Regions from separate parts of the Homo sapiens genome. Here region 1 is linked to region 2. A link is a loop called in an ENCODE intact Hi-C map of the cell type or tissue named here. Cell type or tissue: mammary epithelial cell. All regions are shown on one strand. Each heading gives the region's core, and the rest is flanking DNA. Links, peaks and the distances in the headings are about the cores only.

The links. Hi-C counts contacts between places; a loop is a spot of excess contacts. Peaks named below come from ENCODE experiments on the same cell type or tissue, not always from the same donor. Only the 100,000 strongest peaks of a DNase experiment are listed, where the experiment ranks them.
Region 1: it touches region 2 in a loop (4-fold over the local background); 14 of 110 quality-filtered maps call a loop at or near these places.

Annotation. Positions count from the first base shown.
Region 1 is chr16:73,174,421-73,179,789 of GRCh38, forward strand. It overlaps a transcript of ZFHX3 not described here. Among named protein-coding and RNA genes, the nearest start is that of ZFHX3-AS3, 56 kb to the right of the region's middle. In mammary epithelial cell, for the core only: a CTCF peak has its summit at 2,284; a DNase peak (open chromatin) is centred at 2,421.
Region 2 is chr16:73,046,114-73,051,482 of GRCh38, forward strand. ZFHX3 (zinc finger homeobox 3) reads right to left here and starts at 2,015. Exons shown (of 10, transcript NM_006885.4): 1 at 1,639-2,015. It overlaps LOC124903719 (a long non-coding RNA gene), which reads left to right and starts at 1,465. Exons shown (of 2, transcript XR_007065116.1): 1 at 1,465-1,687; 2 at 4,013-4,675. RefSeq lists enhancers at 1,309-1,844, 2,381-2,916 and a silencer at 1,606-2,455. In mammary epithelial cell, for the core only: a CTCF peak has its summit at 2,183; a DNase peak (open chromatin) is centred at 1,498; H3K4me3 peaks cover 1,356 bases; H3K27ac peaks cover 1,049 bases.

The DNA of each region.
Region 1 (5,369 bases), core at 323-5,322, 130 kb after region 2:
AGGAATCTATTCCGCGACTCTCTCTCTTCCCTGTCTTTAGTGGTAGAAGGGGGCTGGTATTAGGTTTGAGTTCACGTGTTTTCTTTTTGCATCCTCACTGCTTGGGCTGCCTCTCAAATCTCCACACAGCCAAAACCTGCCTCCAACCCACCATTTCCTGTCATCTCCTCCACTGTAACCCTCCTGGCCCAGTCACATCTCCTCTTGCTGGAAACCTGTAATGCCTTCTAAATGGTCCCCACACTCTTCTCCTGCCCCATTGCAGTCCGCTCATCAATGAGCGACCCAGAGGGATCCTTTAAAAACCCAAATCAGGGCCGAGCACAGTGGCTTATGCCTATAATCCTAGCATTCTGGGAGGCCGAGGTGGGTGGATCACTTGAGGTCAGGAGTTCAAGACCAGCCTGGGCAACATGGCAAAACCCCGTCTCTACTAAAAATACAAAAAAAAAAAAAAAAAAAAATTAGCCAGGCATGGCGGCACATGCTTGCAATCCCAGCTACTCGGGAGGCAGGAGAAACGCTTGAACCTGGGAGGTGGAGGCTGCAGTGAACCGAGATAGCGCCACTGCACTCCAGCCTGGGTGACAGAGCAAGACCCCCTCTCAAAACCAACCAACCAACCAACCAAATACCCAAATCAGATTAAGCCCATTTCCCTGCTGAAAACCCCACTTGGCCTGGTGTGGTGGCTTACACCTCTAATTCCAGCACTTTGGAAGGCTGAGGCGGGCGGATTACTTGAGGTCAGGAGTTCGAGACCAGCCTGGCCAACATGGTGAAACCCTGTCTCTACTAAAACTAAAAAAATTAGCTGGGCATAGTGGCTCATGCCTGTAATCCCAGCTACTTGAGATGCTGAGGCAGGAGAATCACTTGAACCCAGGAGGTGGAGGCTGCAGTGAGCTGAGATTGCACCACTGCACTCTAGCCTAGGCAACAGAGAGAGACTATGTCTCCAAAACAAACAAACAAACAAACAAAAAAACCACTGGTGGCCCCTGCCTGCTTCTCCAACTTGGTCTTGAGCCATCTCCCCTTCACCTTTTATGTTCCAGCCACACTAGCCTCATTTTCATCACCAGTAGAGTGAGGATGTAACAACGCCTGCTCAGAGGGCTGGGAGGAGTAAGTGCATTAACACACACAAAACATCTAGACCAGGGTCTGGCCATGATAGGTGCTCGATAAAGGGAAGTGCCATTAACAGTTTACTTCTTTGAATTTGCCAAGGACTTTTCCCGCTTCAAGACCTCACAAAAGCCTCTGTCACTTATCATTTCCCCTTTATATGGCTGGCTCTTTTTTATCCTTTGGGTTCAAGTTTACATGTTAACTCTTTAGAGATCTTCTCTAACCAGTCTATTCAAATACATTCCCAACGCTTGAACCCCCATTCCCATTATTTTCTCCTACAACACCCTGTCTGTTTCCTTCAAAGCACTTTTTCCAACTTGGGATGACAAATGATTTTTTACTTGGGGGGCAGGGCTATGTCTAATAATCTTATCCAGCACAAGGAATATTTGTGGAATGAATGCATAAATGAATGAATGTAACTCCTTACCTTTCTTCTGCTAATACCAGAGCCATCCCCAACCCACCTCGTCGGCTATGCCAATTCTCCTCTCCAAATCCTGTATTTACTTATTCTCTCATCCTTTGGCATTATTGACTCTCTGGTCTCTTGGCAATGGAAAAACCTCTAAACCATCTAGCACCGTCCCATCACTCTAGGAGGCTCACACTTTCATTTATATGTAAATGATAAATAATAGAATATGTAACGCCCAGAATAAGTTCAATGACTAATGACTCCTCATCTGCCAAGTCAGAAGGGTTTGGGGATGAATTAACTCATCAACTACCATTAAGAGATCAATGTCAATGCAATTACTCCATAAATATCCAAGATCAGGTATCTTACAGTGCTACCTGAAAGTCTCAAGTGATGATAGGAAGTCAAGTGCAGGTGAAAGCATAGTTCCCATTTTTGTTCCTTATCACCTCCCTTTATGTGAGTACACTGTATTATATTGAAGCTGAGTAACATGAGCTAAGGAGGAGTAACTTGACCTGTCCTCATGCATCTCTCTTTCTTGCTCTCTTAGCCAAGAATACCAAGATGGAAAATGCCCTCGGCTGAATTTTTTATTATTTATTGATTGATAGCCTTCTTCTTCTTCTCCTTTTTTTTTTTTTTTTCCTTAAACCTCCATGCACTTTGCTAATTACTTCTCTGGAAATCATTTCCCTTTACCATTCTCCAGAATGCTGCCACCTTTGGGAAGGAACGTGGCAGTGTGATAAAATGTAGGCTAGACAAGAGCTAAGAGTGGAAAAAAGTCTTCTTCTTGATGTGCTGGTCCAGCCCTATCCTGCCATCTAATATGCTGGGAATGCAATGATGTAATAATGAGAACAAGCACAAGGCTTGCATCAGAGCAATTTTTTTCATCCACAGAATAAGCATAAAGGAAAGTGCCTTCATCATTTCATCTTCGGCCCCACCTAGATTTGCAGCATCAGCATGACTAAGTCATGGAAGCAAGCTGATTTCATCAGCACATTGGAGGCACTTGGTCCAATTAATGTGACTTGAAGGTGACATTTGTATATCCCTCAGACCAAAATACTCAATGACGTGAGTTATTAGAAAAAGCCCAAATAACGATTAATTCCTAAAATTAATATCTGCACTCCAGCCTGGGCAACAGAGCAAGACTCCGTCTCAAAACCAACCAACCAACCAGCCAACCAACCAACCAACCAACCAAATACCCAAGTCAAATTCAAATTGAGTGAGATAATGGTTGGAGGGAAAATAAAAATATCTTCCATTCTATGCAAAAGAGGCTCCAGTGCTTTGTAGCTGTTTGAATGGGTAGCAGATAAATGGGGTTTTTGGAAATGAACTTTCTAGAATTTTATAGTGAAAACTTGCGGAACAAAAGAGAATACTAATGTTAAAGGGGAAGGAGAAAATGTTTCTTTAATGTGACACATATCGTCATAATGGCACCTTACATTTAGAGATTACTTTTCTTTGGAAGCGTATGAAACATTATGTGCACAGCATTGTGAGCCGCAAGAACATAGGTATCCCTACTTTAAAGATGGGAAGAACAGATTCACAGATGTGATCTTTCCCAAAATACACAGAACACTGGCATACAGCCAATATGGTTATATTACCATTCAGGAGTTTCTGTGTTTCCACAGATCTCAGACTAGACCAAATACAATTTTTTGGGTAGTGGACTTGAATAGAAGAGGCAGCCAATTCCTATTTAACTGAACAAAGAAAGTAAATGTTGATTGTGTTTCTACTACATATAAAGAGTAGGAAAGGGATAGGCCTTGTTCTCAAGGAATTTATAGCTTAGTGGAGGAGACAGACATATGAGCTCACTTTAATGCAAAGCACTGTTAAATAAAGCATTGAGCAAGGGACACTGACAATTAGTTGTGGAGGCGCGGTAGGGAAAGAGCTGCTGCGAACAGGGGCTGCTATGACAGTCAGCCTCACGTGAAAAACAGAAAGACCCATCAGTCGGGGCGGGCTACCTCTCTGCAGGCATCAGGGAATCCTTCTAGCTTCCTTACTCTGAGCTGAGATCTACCTAACTGTAGCTTCCACCAGGTGCTTCTAGCTTTGTCCTCTGAAGCAATGTAAATTAGTTTAATCCCTCTCCCACACACCATCCTTCAAAATTCTAAATGTGGATGACTTTTTCTTTTTTTTTTGAGACAGGGTCTCACTCCGGAGTACAGTGGTGTGATCCTGGCTCACTGCAACCTCTGCCTCCTCAGTTCCAACAATTTTCCTGCCTCAGCCTCCTGAGTAGCTAGGATTACAGGCACCCGCCACAACACCCAGCTATTTTTTTGAATTTTTAGTAGAGATGGGGTTTGACCATGTTGACCAGGCTAGTCTCAAACTTCTGACCTCAAGTGATCCGCCTGCCTCGTACTCCCAAAGTGCTGGGATCGCAGGCGTGAGCCACCGCGCCTGACCATAGATGACATTTCTTTCCTTCTCCCCAGTGCCCCTACCCCAAAGACTCCTTCATCATTTTCCTCTTTTGGATTAAATGTGCCAATTTCTTCAACTCATTTGTCTATGGCATGATTCCCCAGTCCTTCACTCTCTAGCATTCTTCTCTTGATAAATTCCACTTTATTCATGTTCATCCTTAAACATGGCATTGAAAATTCAACACAATAGTTTATTTTATTTTTATTTTTGTTGAGACCAGGTCTCACTATGTTGCCCAGGCTGGTTTCAAACTTCTGTCCTGAAGCGATCCTCTCACCTTAACCTTCCAAATAGCTGGGATTACAGGCACAGAAGCATGGCAGAAGCAATATAATATTTTAGATATGTGTTGACTAGTGAGTCAGTTCCATCCCATTATCCGTCCATCCATCCTCCCATCTATCCATTCATCCATCCATCCATGCACCTACCCACCCAACGATACGTAAATAAGCTTTTGTTATATGAAGCACTGTTTAGTCACTACAGGGGATACAATGATGAAAATTGTAAATGAAAGTCAAATTGAGTGAGATAATGGTTGGAGGGAACCATGCTCACACCAACATAACCAAAGATTTTATTAGTGTTTTTGGCAGCCGTAACTCATACAGTTAGCATCTACTGACCTTGTGGATACCTGGACTTCTAATATATTCTCACCAAATTTATGTTTACACAGATTGCCCTTGTTTGGTGGCTTGGCATTTGATTTCTGGAACCAAAGTTCAGCACTATACATTGATTTTTACCATTTTAAGTTTCAGTCAACTGTTTACTTCATTGAGATCTTTTGGGAATCTAGATCCTGTCCTCTGACATCAAACCATTCCTTTTATTTCTGGGCCACCTACAAGTAACACAAGTAGCTTAGCCCAGAACCTTGGGCCTTTCAAGACAGCTTTGACTCCACTCCCCTCCATGACTATCAAGTTTTCATTTCTTTGACCATCAAGGAGCTCATGAACAGTTTTGGTCAAAGGTTATATTGAAATCAAGATGCTGAGTGCCCAAAGAATGTTACAAATTTACTAGCACAAGTGCCAAATAAATAAGTGCATTAATAAAAAAAAATAATAGAACTAAGTACCAGGCCTTATCCAACCCCATTTTTGTAGAGGGCTCAAACTGCTCACGTGGAAATTGGCAACTCTAGAAGGTTAGGGAAAGAGGGTCTCCCTGCTCAACTCAGAGACACTAAATCAGGAGATTAAGTCTCCAAGTTGTCTCTGGGGCTAGAGGGAATGAATAACAGGGTCCTTTATACGCATCTTGGATTTCTGCTTTTTAAATGAAATCCACTGGGCCCTATCAGTCTGTGGTTTGTCTG
Region 2 (5,369 bases), core at 55-5,054:
CACACTCTCTGAAAGGGTGCCTGCAGGGTCTCTGCAAAACAGAATGAACACAAATACAGGCGTGCAAACATCCAGGTATGTACCTCTCTGTGAAGACCCCATTCTTGAAACCCTTCAATTATTTGGAACCGTGGTCTCCTGACTTCCCTCACACCTCACTTTTGCCTTCATTGTTTTTCATGTTTGAGTAGCAAGAGGGATTCAGAATCTCAGGCTGCCAGTGGCTGTTCTGATAACAAGGAGCAGACTCATGTTTCTTGCTACGGCCTTTCTTGATCAGGTTACCTTGGAAGGTGTATGTTTTCCTACCCAATGCAGTCCCCACCACAGCACTCTCGTGTCCTCCTCCAGCCCAGCCTCCTGGAACTCGTGATTTTCAGGGTTTCCCTTGAAACCTATCCAGAAACCACAGCCATTAACTGAACGTGAAGATTTGACACCTCCTGAATTCAGGAATGAGGGAACTCGAGGGGCCAACTCTACAAACTCGCACCTGCTGCTTGACGGCAAGGAAACAGAGTTTCCCCAGCTAGGGTGAGCTTTAAATTATACACTATTTATTTAGTGACTTGTCTCCAAGGATCTCAAAGCATAGAGAGAAATAAGATGATGTGTAACTTTCTCACAATCTACCTTCAAGGCTTTGCCCTGGTGCATTCTGACAAGCAGGACCCAGTATGAAGGAGAGGCCTTCCTTCTGTGCCCAGGCAGAGCCATCTGTTCTCTCTGGGGTTTTCTGTCAGTGGCTTTAGGGAGTCTTCAAGGACTGTTAAATGACACAGAGGGTGGGGGGAGGGATGACCCTCCTGGATTCACCTGCTCACGGCTTTCACTTAAGCCAGTTTAACACAGGAGGTACCACTGTGCCACGCAATTCCCTCTTAGCACACACCATGCGTGAGCTGCAGTCTTTGCCCTCCAGGCCTTTTCCTATCATAACACAGGTGTGTCCAAGGCAGAAAAGAACATTTTCCAGAAGGTTCGTTTCCCTCCAAGCCTACAATGCTTCTTTTTGTTGTTATTGTTTTTCTGCTACTGACCTAAACATAGGCATTCCTCCTCCTAACAGGATAAAAATCTTGACTCTCTCCTTTGCATCAGCTCCCCACCCCGCCCCTGCCCAAGGAAATAAATGCTCTGACTTTTCCAAGAGTGCGAAAAAACTAAAATTAGAGGGTGGACAAGATGATCTCCAAAGGTGCCCTCCAGCTCCAAAACTCTGATTCTCCCTTTAATTACTCCACAAGCGCATTCTTCACATTGTTTCGAACTGACCAGCGACTTCTCCAGGGCTGAAAAGGGTGCATTTTTAGGCGGAGGCACCCAAACTTCTAAATGACACCAGTACCACAAGTATTCAGAAGGCAGGAACTAATCCAAAAGCAGACTCAGGAAAGGAGGAGGGAGGGGAGGACAGAGGGAAGGGAAGGAAGGAGGAAGGAAGAGCTTTACTGTGTGCCCAGCAGAATTTAGGCGCTCTCACCCTAGGTAGGTGGCAACTGGAGTCTGGGAGTTCAAGTGCATCCAGCCTGCCCTTCCCCCACACGCCCCAAGAGAATGGGAAGTTCAGCCAAGACTCGCAGCACCTGCCCGCGGCTCCAGGCCGGCTGCGCGGACCCGGAGGGAGGCTGCACTCACCTGGCACACCAAGCCTCCGCGCACCTCCGGAGGGAGGCGGCACTTGCAGGTCCGGGGGCCGCGCCGCCATGCGCAACAACGGGAAATTCCAGTGGCACCCGAGCCCCGAGCTCACCCACCCCAGGCGGCATGCTCCCCACCTCCCGCTGGCCCCAGGACTCGGAGGTGGCTCTGGTCAGGAGCAGGGGGCCCGGAGACAGGGGAGGGGAGCTCATGGTGGCGGCAGGGCTGGCGGTCGGCCCGTCCCCGGAGGGAGGTCCCCGGGACGCGGCGGGGATTCACCCACGGGGCGCGGCGCTGGCGTCCGGGTCCCCGGCCTGCCCGCCGCCGCCGCCTCCTCCTCTGCCGCCGCCCGCCCGGAATCGCTTTATGTAAATGAAGCCCAACTCGCAGTTTGCAGCGCGCACCGCCCGGGGAAGGGGGGCGGGCGGGGCGGGGGGCCTTCGGGGATCCACATTACACAGCAACAAAGCGGAAGGTTAATTTGAAACTCACAGCCCCGCTGCCGCTCGGCTCCCCGGGCAAAGCCTGACATCTACAGTCGTGCCGGGCGCAGGCCGGGTTGCTCGGCGGCGACCGCGCCCGCCCGCCCGCAGGGACCCGGGGACGCACAGGGACGCGCGGGACCCGGGCGCTCAGCTGCGCTCGCTCCGCTTGGGGCGCGGGCCTTGGGGCAGGCCGGGGGTCCCGCGCACCCGCCTGGGGCCAGGAACCCTCGCCGCTCGGCCTGCGCCGCCCCGGGAACCGGCCCCGGCGGGAACAAAGCCCAGGCCCTCCCGGAGGCGCTGACCCCTCGCTCATCAAAGGTCAGGGGCCGGCCTAGAATCGGGCGAGAAGAAAGGGACGCGCCCTCGGCCACTAAAAGGAGCCTGAGGCCTCCGAACCGGAGCCATCGCTCCCTGGGCCCCGTCCACGTCACAGCCAGGCCACTCAAGCATGGGGACAGGAGCCAATGTGGACAGGAATTTATTGGAAACACACACCCATCCTATTAACTGCTTTACAGAGCACTTCTGTTTTTCAGTTGCAGAAACTTATAAAAACATCCCCCTGCTCTCCGTTGAGAGTTTAAGGATAGTTTTTGAGGCCAGAGAAAGAGAAAAGGAGAGATCACTAGAAAGATAGGAAGAAAAGAAGTGGGAAGAAAAGGAGATGCAGTCTACCATGTAAGCCTCCAGGCTCCTTAGCCTCACCTTATAAAGCCACATCACCGCAGAGATAGCAAAGATCGTGCCCTTTCCCAGGGAGTTCCTACCGCCAGGGTAAGATTTAAAGCGGCCACCCCAGTTGGTCAAAGTGATTGCTGGGCGCCTTTCTATCTCCCCAAGTTCACCTTTTCCAGTTGGTCAAAGCGATTGCTGGGCGCCTTCTATCTCCCCAAGTCCACCTTTTTCCATTCTCATCTGAAAGCCAGCCCCAAAGAAATCTCACCGGAAGTCCTCTGTCCTCCCTGTCAGAATCCCACCCTCAGTCTGAATTTACTCCCGATTCTCACAGCACAGAAAGGCACCTGCTTTTACCCTTTCTGAAAACCACCCACCCAGGCTGGCCTTACAGCCTGGAGAGTCTTTTCCTCGGGCACAATAATGAACCATGCAAGTGTTAGAAATATAATCAGCTCATGAGGCGAAGAGCAGTATGTATGGAATTGTATTAGCATGAGGCACACACTGACTCGGGAGAAAAAGGGATGCTTAGCTGGTGAAAACCATCACATCCCCGTATAGAAGGCTTTTTGCACAATGTAAGTTGGGTTCAGATTAATGTAAGTATCTAACCTGTTGGGTACAGACAGCCCCTTTCTACATTTTAGTCCAGAATAGATTCTGGGGAAATTTATTTATTTATTTATTTATTTCAGCTAAGGCCCTGGGAGAAAAGACTGCCTCCAGGGAATCATGTCCGATTAGGGACAAAGGAGGGCACAAGCCCAATTCAGTCACACGTGAGAGCACGGGGGCCGGGTGGGGGGAGTTAAGAGCCAACAGGGAAGGTGGAGGATGAGTTTGCAAACCAGACTATGGTCACTGCAGAGCTGCTTCCAGACCACCTGACTTCAGGCCCAAGAACAGGTGGTGTTTTCAAAACACACTGTTATTTATATTGGCCATATAAGTTGAGAACACCTTAAAGAAAACAATTAATAATTTAATTGAAAAAGTGACTATGAATAAGACATGAAGATGACGTATGCTAGCAGGACCGCAAGCAACGTGGCCCACAACGCAGAGATGCCTCTGGCAATCTCTCCGGAAAAACGAAGATTCCTTACCTGGGATAGGTAAGGCCTGCTGGATAAATTAAAGACAACAAGAAAATGTTGATACTCTCAGAAAATCTAATTTTGCTGCTTTATCTTCATTTTTATTAACAGGGGACAACCTCGTAATCTGGTGACATCATGATCCTGGTAGGCCCACAGACAAATACCTTCAATAAAATAAAAGCTAGAAAGCCCAAAGAACAAGCTATTAAAGTAACCTGGGAGGATGCAGCACTGCCTGGGCAGAAGGCCCGGACGGGATCTGCCCTAATACTGCCACTGTCCCAAGAGGCAGACCCTGCAACCTGCCTCCTGCACTTGAGAGGCCTGACAAGTAGAACTGAGAGTGACCCTGAGTTCCTTTTCTTTATCTGGCACCAGCTACACACATGATGAGGCCTAGTCAAGCCTGCCTTTGTTCCAGGCAAAAATTTAACAGGTAATCCACAGGCAGGTGATCTATGGCCTCTGTACATTATGGAAATGAGGGACTACACACAAGCTGGGTGTCACCTCTACTAAAACTCATTTTCCTTATTCATAAAAACAATACCTCTTCAGAGGGAATTGGCAACTTCTGCACTTACATATGAAATCAGGAGTTCCTCTGAAATACTCCTTGCAAATTCTATCCTCCAGCTCTGGAAGCCCTGGCTCTTCGGAGGGCAGCTGCCTGATGTTAAACCCATGGCCTACCCAGCAGTGACAGCCTGACATTCTCATCGCTCCATCCTGAACACTGCTGACAAATAAACCCACTCTCAGAAAAGGCAATTCTTCCCTCGCAGTTCTCCATACCCAGTCTCGTCTCATCTGGAAAGCGTAATTGGCAACAGCCGAAAGGATAAATATTTAAAAATAAATCAGGGAGCGCTAACCCCTTCCCTACTCCTCCCCTTACCCACTCTCCAAGCCAGAGGCCTGCCCCCTAACGCTGAGCTGGCTGGTAAATTACAATGATTCTACCGAGCCAAACCTGCTTGTCTCTCTCTTTCTCTACACATACACACTTACTAATGCTGTATCCTTCCACTTTTGCAAAGGTAAATATGATCTCTAAGATACAGTGGATGTCAGCATTCTGACTTCCAGCGTAACCTGGGCTCTCTTTTCACAGTACAGCGGGTTTAGACAGATTTGTGCACCCTTCCGGGTTCTTCTATTTTTATTAAATTATACGTATACATTGATTTTTAAAACTAGTGCTTAAATAACCCGGAGGCTTTAACAAAGAAAAATCCAGAAGAGGGCAAGAAACAAAAACAAACGTTCCTGAAATAAACAAGGAACCATTTGGAGCTGAATTGGCCTGAGTTCACCCCATGATTTTGAGGCAGTTATATTTAGGGGCCTGGTACCCGCTGGGTGGCCGAGCCCTCCTGGGTATGGAACAGAATGCAGAAGTTCCTCAGAACAGCTCACATTTGCCTTCATAACCATTGGAAGCTGGTGTGCCAAGGCCTGCACA